Linked DNA regions of Homo sapiens: region 1 is linked to region 2. A link is a contact called in ENCODE Hi-C or POLR2A ChIA-PET data. All regions are on one chromosome and are shown on one strand. The core of a region is the stretch at or near the end of the contact, and the rest is flanking DNA. Distances in the headings are between cores, read along the strand shown. Region 1 holds the start of MELTF-AS1 (MELTF antisense RNA 1). Region 2 has its middle 22 kb from the start of LINC01063.

Evidence for each region. A loop is a pair of places that touch in the nucleus more often than their neighbours do. ChIA-PET counts read pairs that join two places held with the same protein, here RNA polymerase II (POLR2A). Pooled maps may share reads with other maps.
Region 1: a pooled map shows a loop between it and region 2 (5-fold over the local background). The contact joins the promoter of MELTF-AS1 here to the enhancer-like site in region 2. A Hi-C loop is called at or near these places in 6 of 50 pooled maps. POLR2A ChIA-PET finds 5 or more read pairs at or near these places in 2 of 52 experiments (activated naive CD4-positive, alpha-beta T cell and activated naive CD8-positive, alpha-beta T cell).

The regions. Positions count from the first base shown.
Region 1 is chr3:197,001,408-197,004,274 of GRCh38, forward strand. It overlaps MELTF-AS1 (MELTF antisense RNA 1), which reads left to right and starts at 1,499. Exons shown (of 4, transcript NR_038285.1): 1 at 1,499-1,566; 2 at 2,195-2,563; 3 at 2,690-2,867. MELTF (melanotransferrin) reads right to left here. Exons shown (of 16, transcript NM_005929.6): 15 at 2,494-2,692; 16 at 333-2,044. The coding sequence ends at 1,965. RefSeq lists silencers at 998-1,077, 1,228-2,017, 2,058-2,457.
Region 2 is chr3:196,608,639-196,611,571 of GRCh38, forward strand. No RefSeq gene overlaps it. Among named protein-coding and RNA genes, the nearest start is that of LINC01063, 22 kb to the right of the region's middle. Within about 2 kb of position 1,318, at least 7 of the 41 ENCODE cell types and tissues checked have a DNase peak (open chromatin) inside an H3K27ac peak, as active enhancers do.

The sequences.
Region 1 (2,867 bases), core at 249-2,748, 390 kb after region 2:
AGCGAGCTTGCCAGAGAAAAGATGTGGGCCGCTTATTTTGGAGGTGTGGGGCAGGGGGCAGCAGAGAAGTTTGCACCCTTCTCTGCACCCATCCACAGAAGGGCAGACACCCCAGAGCCTGATGGGGTGGAGGCAGCTGGAATGTGCCAGGGCAGCGGAGGCCCTGCAAGAGCCAGAGAACCAGTCCAGGTCGAAGAAGGGCGCGGGGGGCCTCACTGACTAGAGGATGAGAGTGGTCCCTGACTGGCTCTTGGAGAATGGAATCTGCCCTTCTCGGTGGAGCAGGTAGGCCTTTGAGTGCCTAACAAAACGAAAGAAATCGGCAGCAGAAGTTTCTATCAGGGTCCAAGCCTCTGCATGTGCTGGCTTGTTTGGCTTTATTTTAGAAACCAACCAACATGTTTCATTAGCACTGACACAGCAGGGGTCCCCTGCTGCCACCTGACAATCCAGCGTCACTTACACTGCACCCACGCAGGCCACACCTTCAATGGCCACGGCACGCTAGCCCAGAGTTAGCCACACAGAAACACACTTCTCACCGCACAAAACTCCCTTTTGAAAAAACCAAGCAATCGTCAGGTCGGAGGAGAATCACTAGCCCCCCACAGCGAGAGGGGACAAAGCTTGGTGGCCGAGGCCCAGGTCCTTGTGGCCCCTCCCGGTGGGGTGAAGGTGCCCGGGACTCCTCGGGGTTGCATGGCTACAGCCGGGGCGCTGCCAGGGCCTCCTCTGCGGCTGAGAGATGGAAGGGATCCTTCCCGACGCCCGCAGGTGGGGGCGAGCCACCGGGAACCGGGCCTGTCACCAGCATCCCCGAGCCCCCGCAGACCGGAATGCAAATGGCTCCGCGCCCACGCGGCTCCCGGTCTGCTGACGAGGGCTGCCTGCTCCCATTTCTTCTCTTCCTCTTCATTTTTTTTAAGGGCTGCCAGTTCTGGAAACTTTTTCTGGCTTCTCAGACAACTGTGGCAAGATGGAGTAGAGAGAGGCCCCGGCCGGGCGCTTTCTGCTGCCTCGCGGAGGGGCGGGCACGGGGAGTGAGGGGTCCCCAGGCCCAGCGGGTGCGGGGCCGGGTGAGGAGACGGAGCTCACCCCCGTTCGGAACCCAGAAGCATGGCGGGTCCCCACGCGCAGCCCTTCAGGGGCCTCGGGAGCCCGCGGCCTGGGTCACCTCCGGCTCCCTTCAGGCGGGGGGCGGCTGCTGCCGCCAGGCTCGGGCGTGGGTGCGGGCGGTGGGCATCCCACGGGGGTAGGGGAGGCGAGAGCCTGAGGAGACTCGGGAGGGGGCCCGTGGACGCGGCTGGCCCGGGATGGAGCTGGCGCGGCCACAGTGGGGGACGAGGCAGGGCACGCGGCGTTCCCCGGGCTCGGCCTCCCTCCCAGCGCACGGGCGGTCGGAGGAACTGGAGCCCCCACCCCGGACACGGTCCCGCGGGCGAAGGCTTCTCCCCGTCGCCCCGGTCCGGCCTCCCTCCCGCCGCCGCCAGCAGAGGCCGCTGTCCCACGCGCCGGGTCCCGTTGGCGCCGGGGCCTCCTGGGACGGCCTGGCCGCGGCCTGCGGGTGTAGGCGCCTCGGCGGCCACCGCGTCCCCAGGGGGCCTCGCGGACGGGGGCGCGGGGCTGCGGGGAGGAGGCGGGCGGGCCCCTCGGGCGACACCGCGGGGCGGGCGGCGGGAAGCCCGGACTCAGCGGTTTCCTGGGCAACCGGCCTCCTCCGGCGCGGCCCGCGCGGCTCCAGGTGGCGGGAGGCGGCGGTTGGCGGGAAGGGCCGCGCGGGCCCGGGGGCGGCGCCTCAGGTAGCAGCGCCAGGTGGCGCCCGTGGGCGGCGGGGCTCCCGGGGAGGCGCCTGCTCCCGCCCACGCCGGGCCCGGCCTTCGCGAGCTTCCTTCTGGATTCCAGCGCGAAGCCGCCGCGGAAACTCCCCGGGCGGGCATCGGAGCTCTGGGGCGGGGCGGCCGGGCTCAGAGGGCGGGCGGGAGCAGGCGGGCGGCGAGGGCGGGCAGCAGCAGCGGGAGCAGGGGCGCCCCGGGCGCCGGGGCCGCTGGGGACGAACGCGGCGGGTCAGGCCCCGAAGCCCGGGCCGCGGTGGCCGCCTCAGGCGCCCGCTCTGGGGTGGGGGTGGGGGCATCTTTCGGGACCGAACTCGCCGCAGCCTCCCTCTTTGTGCTCCTTTCCCCTGCTGCCCTTCCAGATGCGCTCTTTCCAGAAAGGCAGCACACGCATGTCTCTGCCGTGGCCCCAGATCCTCCCCGCGCCGCCGTTTTGAGCGTTCACACTCATTACCCAGGTCCGTCTGGGAGACCCGCCGGGCTCCCGCCCTCCCGGCCCGCAGCCTCCTGGCCAAAATCCTCCCGGGACACCCCACCTGGACTGCTGCGAACGGGCCTCCACCCGCCTCCCCGGACCCGCAGCGCCCCCCGCTCCCTCAGGGTTCTGGGGTGAAGGGGTCTGAATAGCACCAGGGGAGGCGGCAGGGCGGGCCTGTCCTACCTGCGCCCGAGCACTGCTGAGACGACATCCCTTCCAGCGCCGCCACGTAGTCCAGCCCCAGCCAGCCGCGGTAGGTGGTTTTCTCTCCGACAGGCACCGCCCGGACGGTGGCATCCTTGAAAAGCAGGTCTTGGCCATGATAGTTGGAGGAGTCGAACATTTTGAACCCGTTCTTATTGTGGTCGTCTCCAAACAGGTCCTGGAAGCACCGCAGGCAGACGACCTGCTCCTCACTGGGCTCAGGCAGGGTCACCCGCCCAGTGCCGCTAGCTGCAAATTGCTTTACATACAGTGACCCAAAGAGCAAGTCATTTCAGGGCCCCACCACTCTGATTGGAAGTCATAAGCTTGACAACTGATTGGCCTCTGTCACC
Region 2 (2,933 bases), core at 68-2,567:
GTCTTGTGTTAATTCACAAATTTTCTCTTTGTGCTCAGTATGGAGTTTATTCTATTAGATTTTAAAAGTCATTAAACATATGTCATGTTCGTAAGATTTCTAACCCATTTTTTTCTCATTTAAAAATAAACTAATGAATTTACTATTTTTGAATATGAAACATAGGCACACAGCACAGAATTCAAAGAATAAAAAATACAATGATGAGGTTATTGGCTTTAAAAATATTTACCTGTTCTTGTTTCATTTTTGTTAGTTCTTGTTTCATAACTTTGTTATAATGTGTGTTATTTATAGAGCTATAAGTGTGTGTGCAGGGGGAGTTGGTAGAAGACAACATAGGTCACAGCCTGTGCAAGGAAGAATAGTGGGAGACAGAAATAAAGAGGTAAGTTGGGGTCAGTTTGTGGACTTTGGAATAAAAGGGAAGAAAACAGTTGTCGAAGAGTATGAAGCTTATTATCTTAGCCATGTAGTCTTTGAATAATTTTTTTACCACTTAATAAACATTGTGCTTTAAGAAGGCTAAAATGCTTCAGATATACCAAAGGGAGGAGATGGGTAGTCTAGGCCTCATTAAAAGGCTTCCATCTCAGGTGGGTACCCAACCACCTTATACTTCCTTGACCCCTTTTCACAGGCCTGTATGCTGATTATAAGCCAGACGTTTCAGACATTTTGTGAAAAGATTTTAGTGTCTGGCTATATTTAAATGCTCTGTTTTATCACTTACCCTTCAAAGTCCCCTCCTCTCCTGCCCCTGATGTGGCCACTCTGAAAGGAGTCCCTCTCCCCGGGATCCAACAGTGTTCTCCCAGCAGGGGGCAGCAGCGGCACATGTCAGGTGCCCAGGGGAGGGTGGGGTGCCAAGGGGTGCCCTGTGGGGAGGAGCTTGCATGAGGAAACACATGGAATGGAAAAAGTAAACTAGTTCCTCAGTCCCACTTCAGAGTCAAACCCGCACCTGTGGTGAGTTGAGCCACAAATATGTTTTCTCTAAAGCTGGCAGCCGTTTATTTTGGAAGGAGGAAGATGCACTCAATACTATTGAGGACCTGGCTTTTTTTTCTTTGCTTTTTCCTAATTTCTTATCCTCTGCTTCGGCCATAAATGTTCTAGTTTCTCTCACTCTTCTCTTTCCCTTCCTTCATGTCCAACATTTTCCCATTTTTTTCCCAATGGTCAGGAGTATAGGTCTGGCCAAATAATCACCTTCTAGTAATAAGAATATTTCTGGAAATAAGAAACACAGCATAAGGGAAGGGAAAAGCTGGTTGGCTCCCCCAGTTCCTCACCTACCCCAGAGGCATCACACTGATCTCCAAGACTATCATCACCCGGAAGGCAAAGGCCTCTCACAATTTCTTACACATCTCTATGTTCCCCACTCACTTGCTAGACTGGATGAGAACATAGACACCCACCTGCAATCTGGTCTATAGCTTTGTCCACACCCGCATGGCATGTGGAGAAGGAATGCCTGGGGGTAGGACCTGGGGGGCTGGGGATCAAAACACTGTAATGAGGGGTAGTTTTGCAGAAATCCCCAAAAATGTGATCCTAGGACCTTCTCACTGCTTCTCCCTGAAATCCACTGTTACAATGCCCTTATACTATCTCGGTATCTAGGTGTACCACAGTAGAGGCAGCGTGGTAACTGTGTGACCTCTAACCTAGTCCCACCATGGCCAAGGTGACAAACATGTACATGGGAGTTTATCATCTTGGGCGTGGTTGAACTAGGTTAGAGGTCACATAGTTAATTTTGGGCAAGTCACTTGCCTTCTCTGGGCCTCAGTTTTCTTTTCTTTTTTTTTTCTGAGACAGAGTCTCACTCTGTTGCCCAGGCTGGAGTGCAGTGGCGTGATCTCAGCTTACTGCAAGCTCCACCTCCCGGGTTCATGCCATTCTCCTGCCTCAGCCTCCCGAGTAGCTGGGACTACAGGTGCCCACCACCATGCCCGGCTAATTTTTTTGTATTTCTAGTAGAGACGGGGTTTCACCGTGTTAGCCAGGATGGTCTCGATCTCCTGACCTCGTGATCTGCCCGCCTCGGCCTCCCAAAGTGCTGGGATTACAGGCGTGAGCCACCACGCCCGGCCCTCAGTTTTGTTATCTATAAATGGGTATTAATAATGCCTTTCATAAATATCTCACAGAGGACGGGCGCAGTGGCTCATGCCTGTAATCTCAACACTTTGGGAGGCCAAGGCTGGAGGATTGCTTGAGGCCAGGAGTTTGAGACCAGCCTGGGCAACAAAGTAAGACCCCATCTCCACAAAAAATAAGAATTAGCTGGGCATAGTGGTGCATGCCTGTAATCCTAGCTACTTGGGAGGCTGAGGCAGGAGGATCCCTTGAGCCCAGAAGGTGGAGGCTGCAGTGAGCTGTGATCGTGCCACTAGACTCTAGTATGGTGACAGAGTGGCGCCTTGTCTCTAAAATATAATAAAAATAAATACCTCACAGACGTGAGATACTCAAGTAAGATAATAATGTGAAAAGTTTGCATTTATGGTGGAGTGTTTTTAAAACATTATTTATCATTACTAGCTCTTTTTCAAGAGCACTTTGGCCCTTGTCTCATGGGCATGTTGCTTGAATTTCAGCCAAAGGATTAGGTGTTGGGACAAGTTGGCTTAAAAACATCTTTTAAAATTTATTTTAATTTATTTTTAGAGATATGGTCTCTCTATGTTGCCCAGGCTGGTCTTGAATTCCTGGCCTCAAGCCATCCTCCTTGCCTCAGCCTCCCAAAGTGCTGGGATTACAGGCATGAGCCACCAGGCCAGGCCAAAAATTTCTTATCTTTAATTATTACGGATACATAATAGTTGTACGTCTTTCAAATTGAACTCTTGAGGGGTCCAGGGCCATTGAGAGGAAAGACAGCACAGAACCAGGTGGATTTATTTCTAGGGATTTGGCTCCTA